Regions from separate parts of the Mus musculus genome. Here region 2 is linked to region 1. Evidence: chromatin contacts called from ENCODE POLR2A ChIA-PET data. All regions are on one chromosome and are shown on one strand. Each heading gives the region's core, a stretch centred on a gene start or an enhancer-like site at or near the end of the contact. The rest is flanking DNA. Distances are from core to core; before and after follow the strand shown. Region 1 holds the start of Dag1 (dystroglycan 1). Region 2 holds the start of Gpx1 (glutathione peroxidase 1).

The links. ChIA-PET counts read pairs that join two places held with the same protein, here RNA polymerase II (POLR2A).
Region 2: POLR2A ChIA-PET joins it to region 1 with 22 read pairs in embryonic stem cell. The contact joins the promoter of Gpx1 here to the promoter of Dag1 in region 1. POLR2A ChIA-PET finds 5 or more read pairs at or near these places in 4 of 5 experiments (Patski and embryonic stem cell).

Annotation. Positions count from the first base shown.
Region 1 is chr9:108,262,066-108,265,125 of GRCm38, reverse strand. Dag1 (dystroglycan 1) reads left to right here and starts at 1,311. Exons shown (of 4, transcript NM_001276482.1): 1 at 1,311-1,501.
Region 2 is chr9:108,337,693-108,340,564 of GRCm38, reverse strand. Gpx1 (glutathione peroxidase 1) reads right to left here and starts at 1,485. Exons shown (of 2, transcript NM_008160.6): 1 at 1,007-1,485; 2 at 223-788. The coding sequence starts at 1,252. The coding sequence ends at 429. Rhoa (ras homolog family member A) reads right to left here. Exons shown (of 6, transcript NM_016802.5): 6 at 2,622-2,872.

The sequences.
Region 1 (3,060 bases), core at 62-2,561:
TTATGAGTGTAAAGATTACAGACGGCAGCAACCATGGCCAGCTCATTCTCAGCCTTTCTAAAATGGTACAGTCTTAAAGTCAGAATCTGAGAAGCCATTAACTCTTCAGTTTATTAACATCCAAGGGATGGCCTGCTCTTGCTCTCCTGGATTTTAGTTCCTCTTCCTTTTCTAGGCTCTATGAGTTAGTCACGTAAGAATTGAGAAATTGCAAACAGGTATTTGAGGTAGGGCATTTCTTCCTGAAAATTTTTTCTCCTAGACTCTTCTGAAGAGAACTGCCCGTCCTTTAGGCAGGAATCCCAGGCTGAGTAGCCGCCGGGTCTGTATTCAGAATGAGTTTACTGATAACAGCTTGTGTCTGAAACTCCAGCCTGGCCCTAGGCCAAAGAGGAATGGATTCCTTCTAGCAGTGTGGGGTCAGTTAGGAAGGGAGCAGAGCCTACCACAGTTCTGATTTCCACAGGTATTATGCACTGTCAGGTTTAGTAACTTGTTAAATCTCCAGTCTCTGGAGTTTGGGCCCTCTGGTGAGCCCAGGAGAGTTAAGAACTACTTTAGGACCCTCCATAAATGGGGGAGGCCAGATTCTAGCAGTAACCACCCATCTAAAGAATGTGGGCCACCGGGGGGTGAGTGACCTGTGCTAGCGGGTCAGAGCTATTTTGAGCTCCAGAGGAGGCATTGGATTTTAGCTTTCCAAGGAGGGGGAGGGGAAGCCTGTTGTATGGCCAGCACTAAAGAAATGGGTTACCTTCCTGCCCACCCACCCGGATCTGGCCTTAGTTTCTCCATCCATATTAAGGAGAGGGTAACAAGGCCTCTCTTCCTTTGCAATTGGGAGGGCGCTTCCTGAGTGTTTGAATGGTTTAGATACCGCTTGCGTTTTGCTCGAAGGAAATTAGGGGGCAGCTGTGTGGTGGCTTGTTGTGGCCGGACCGGTTCGCCGGCCTGTCCATACCTCGATTTATTCTTCGGGAGAAGTTGGGAAAGGTGCCCCTCCCCCACCCCAGCTAGCAAGCGCTCCCAGCTACCCGGACTGGCTAAGGCGTGTCCCGGGACCCACTTGGTCGACTTCGGGGGCGGGGCCTCTACGTCGGGGCGTGGCTTTTGGGGCGGGGGCGTGACAGGCCAATGGGCAGAGAGGTGCGGGACGGGGCGGGGCCTGTGCGCGGGTGCGGCGCGCTGCGGGGCTAGCGACGCAGGCAGAAGCGGGCCGCGCGCTGAAGGCTAGTCGGCGCCGCTCCGAGTCGGCCGTGGGATTGGCTGCGGCACTCGCGTGTCAGGCGGTTGCTAGGCTCCGGCCGCGCGCCCCGCCCTCGCGCTCGGCGCCCTCTCACCGCTCGGTACGTGATCGCGCGGAGGCTGCGGCGCGGCGCTCGCGCTCCTGGGGCTCGGGGGCGGCAGCGGCGGTAGCTTCGCGCGGAGTCCCCGGGGAGTGGCGGCGGTGTCCCTGGGCCCGGAGGAGCGAACACCTGCCGCGGCCTGCCCGTGGTGCTGGGTGAGTGCGCCTCCCGCCTCTGCCTCCCGGTGCCTGCCTGCTGGGGCCGGGATCCCCGCTGCAGCCGACCGAGCCTTCCGCGGAACACCTGCTGCTGCTCCCTTTCGGCCCGGGGCGGGGACACGGCCACGGACGTCCTTGCGGGTGAGGAGGCGGCGCCGCCGCCGTCCGTGCGGAGCCGCCCCTCGGCTCTCCGTCCGGTAGCTGAAGGCTGAGGCCGGAGCTGCGCGCCGCGGCGACGGGCCAGGCCTCGGCCCCGGCCCGCGCTCCCGGGAACGCGGGGCCTGTGCATCGGCCGCGGGCGTGTGCGGCCTGCGGGCTGCCTCCGGGTTGCCAGTGGGGGTCGCGGCCCAGTTAGGAGGCATCTCTACTGTGGGGCTCCTGCCAGAGGCTGGGAAGGGCGCCGCCCCCGCCTCTTGCTTTGAGCTGCTCCGAGTCTTGGGGTTCTTTCCTCCCCCTCGGTTGCGCTTCTGTGGGAGACTCCTTTACTACCTTTGCAGTGGGTATTTGGGAAATCAGGTTCACTTGCGAGTATATTTGGAAAATGTTCCCAGAGGGAACACCATGTTGACTCAGAGTCCTTTGCTATAACTCCCAAGTTCATTTATTGACAAACTCAACGGGCAATTAAAAACACACCTCTTAATCTCTACAATTTGAGAAGCTTTTGTTAAGTTGAATTACATCAAGATTAGTTTTCGTGGTGATGACGAAGTTTTGACTGGTCCGCCTAGTCTGGGACAGTACCTTTATAGCCTAGAGGTCTAACTTGAGAGTCCAGCCTGCTGTTTCCCTAAATAAGCGAGTAGAAGTAGTTCTTGGCGTGGAAGCCAGACTCGTGAAGTGAGGGTGGTGTTTATAGAACATAACTCCAGCTAGAGTTGGGTGTGCTTCCAGATGTTTTGGAATCTGATGGAGATGGGGTGTTGCAATCATATTAGTATATATTGTGCTTAATGAGCAAGAGACATACTTTCAGAATGTTCTAGTTTAGAAAAAGAATTCCACGGTAACGGGTTGTACAGATCGATGGTTTAAATATGGAGAATTGAAGTTCTTTTTGCCTTGAAGTCAAGGACATGGTCAGCGTGCTTAAAGGACATAGGGGCTATTGGAGAAATCAGATCTCACTAGGGAGTTAGTTGCAAGGCGTGTGGGATCCTGTGTGAAGGTAGGAGTAAGTAGCACTATGCAGGCAGCACCGGGTGGGAATGTGCAAGCATTGTTGATATGTACCTCTGTTGAAATTGTCACCGGACAAGTCCTCATCATTCTAAAAAACCTGATTTGACAAGATGCATTCATTTAGTAAATGTTTGACTTTACTCCCTGGGGACTTCTGGGTAGGACTTGGGGGCCCATGTAATACATCTTGCTTTGTCCTTAACTGATTTTGGGTTCAGTGAATGAGAATCAGAACCCATGACGAGAATATGCTTGCTTGCATGGTAGCCTGAAGAGAGCCTTCCTGAGCCGTGCGTGGCCTTCAGGGCCAGCAGGAATTAGCTGGGGGACATAAAGGCTTGTACACCCGGAACCACATGTACATGGTTTAAAAT
Region 2 (2,872 bases), core at 236-2,735, 75 kb before region 1:
CTTAACCGTTAGGCAGTCTGCCCTTGTCTACTGGCTTCCTCCTTCTGGAGTATGGCCTCTGCTGTAACGGCGACTCAAGACTGACCTTAACCATGTCCTGGGACAGGGAGAAAGAAAAGCATAAGGGGCGGGGAAAGGGACGTTTAGGCTCTGGGATTGAGTTCCTTATCCCTGACTATGAGGCTATCCAAAAGGTGACAATGACACAGGACACACAAACAATTCTGATATTCAGCACTTTATTCTTAGTAGTGAAACCACCTTTCATTAGGTGGAAAGGCATCGGGAATGGATGGGACCAGCGCCCATCTGAGGGGATTTTCCTGGAAATCAGGTGTTTCTCCGTGCAAATTTAGAGGAAACACCATCATGGAAGAACCGCCCCCCAGAGTGCAGCCAGTAATCACCAAGCCAATGCCAGGGCCGCCTTAGGAGTTGCCAGACTGCTGGGACAGCAGGGTTTCTATGTCAGGTTCGATGTCGATGGTACGAAAGCGGCGGCTGTACCTGCGCACGGGAACACCGTCGGGGCCCACCAGGAACTTCTCAAAGTTCCAGGCAATGTCGTTGCGGCACACCGGAGACCAAATGATGTACTTGGGGTCGGTCATGAGCGCAGTGGGGTCGTCACTGGGTGTTGGCAAGGCATTCCGCAGGAAGGTAAAGAGCGGGTGAGCCTTCTCACCATTCACTTCGCACTTCTCAAACAATGTAAAATTGGGCTCGAACCCGCCACCAGGTCGGACGTACTTGAGGGAATTCAGAATCTCTTCATTCTTGCCATTCTCCTAGGGAAGACAAAGGCATTTATTTATGTGCTAGGATTTCGGAAAGAATGTGCTTTTTAACTGCAAAACAGAGGTTTCCCGATGAGTCACCAGGAAGTTGCCCTCCTTGTATAACCGAGGATAGGCCTGCATTCCAGCTGTAGTACCAGAGGAGAAAGTAAGCGGTGTCCCGCCCGTGGGAGCCTAGAGCCCAAGGCCACCCATCTCGCCCCATATACCTGGTGTCCGAACTGATTGCACGGGAAACCGAGCACCACCAGTCCACGAGGTCCCAGACGCTTCTGCAGATCGTTCATCTCGGTGTAGTCCCGGATCGTGGTGCCTCAGAGAGACGCGACATTCTCAATGAGCAGCACCTTGCCCCGCAGGGAGCCCAGGCTCACAGGCTCCCCGCCCGTCAGCGGGCGCGCGGAGAAGGCATACACGGTGGACTGTGCCGCCGCGGAGAGCCGAGCAGCACACATACTGGAGATGTTGGGACTCAAACGTGGAATCCGTACTAGCGCTCACAGGGCCCTGCACCTCCTTTTAACTGGATGGTGCTGAGATCACGTGGCATCGCTTTCTTTCCGGCTGGCAGCCAGCTCTAAGTCTCAGGGTCCCGCCTTATCCGGCCTCTACCCTCCCCCCATCGAGGAACAGGGAAGAGGGTGCGGCCGGGCTAAAGCGCCTGGAGGTGCCTAGGGCGGGTCTGGTCTAGCTCCTGTAGCACTAGTCTGGAAGGAAGCTGCTTGCTTAGGCGGGGATCTTCCAGCTCTGTCTTACTCAACCGTTTCTTAATTAGTCTAGAGTCCCGCCTAGGAAGATGGCCTCTGGCAATAACAACGGCTAAAGCAGCTCACGCACAGCTCCCTTATATTGTGTAACTTTACCCACACGTTTCTAGTCATAAGGTTATAGGGTTTTAAAAACATAAGTTTAATTACACTTATTGTTTAATTAAATCGAAGGAGCATGCATGTTGAGGTCAGAGTTGGTTCTCTCCTTCCACTCGGTGATAATTTGGGAATTGAACTCAAGAGGAGCTGCGTCGCATCAGGTGGCCAGTGTTTTGTTTCTGAGACAAGGTCTCTACAGAGCCCTGGCTCGCCTGGAACTCCAAGTGCATGTTTTCGTTTTGTTTTGTCTTGGGGGGTGTCTCCATCTCATCAGTGTTTCTGTATGCAGTCTTGGCTGTACTAAGGCTTGTTCAGTAGCCCAGGCAGGCCTAGAACTCAAGAGATTTACCTGTCTCTTTGCTTTCATCCCGAGTGCTGGTACTAAAGGCTTGTACCACCCATGCCTGACTTTTTTTTAGTAGCACTAACAGCGCTATCAAAGGCAATTTCTTTTGGTTGTTTTTGTAAGGGTGGACAGCAGTGCAGGACTCCCTGCTCCAGACTCTAACCTAGCTCCTCTCAGAACACGTGCTTCTAGTGGTCCTAGATTCCTGCCCCCAGTGCAGTTTGGTCTTAGTCCAGAAAACCCAGCCCCTCATGTCCCCTCTATGACATTCCACTCCACTTTTTTTTTTTTTTTTTTTTTTTGTCTTTTTTAGACAGGGTTTCTCTGTATATCCCTGGCTGTCCTGGAACTCACATTGTAGACCAGGCTGGCCTCGAACTCAGAAATCCACCTGCCTCTGCCTCCCGAGTGCTGGGATGAAAGGCCTGCGCCACCACACCCGGCTTCCACTCCACTTTTTAGATTTGAACGTGTCACAGGGAAACCACTTCCATGTTCTTGGGAGGAGACAAAAGGTTAGTCTAGAAGAGGGAGGGAGTAGGAGGAGCTGGTGCCATTCAAGAAGCCTCTCCAGGGGAGTCTTTCCGGCGAAAGCAACACACAAGAGAATACAGGAAATTTAGAAAACTGCCTTTATTCTATTAGTTGGAAAAATTAACTGGTACAGAAAAATGTTTAGTCAGCTGGAGAGAAGAGACCCCCCCACCCCCACCCACTGCCACCCATAAGAACTGGTGGCTCCTCTGGGAGGCAACTTGGATACAGTGTGGAGAAAGGAGCACTGTGACTTAGAGCCAGACCCTGCAGTCCAGGTGAGAAAGGCTATGCCACCTCCAAAGTATAACTGCCTCAGGCGGGAA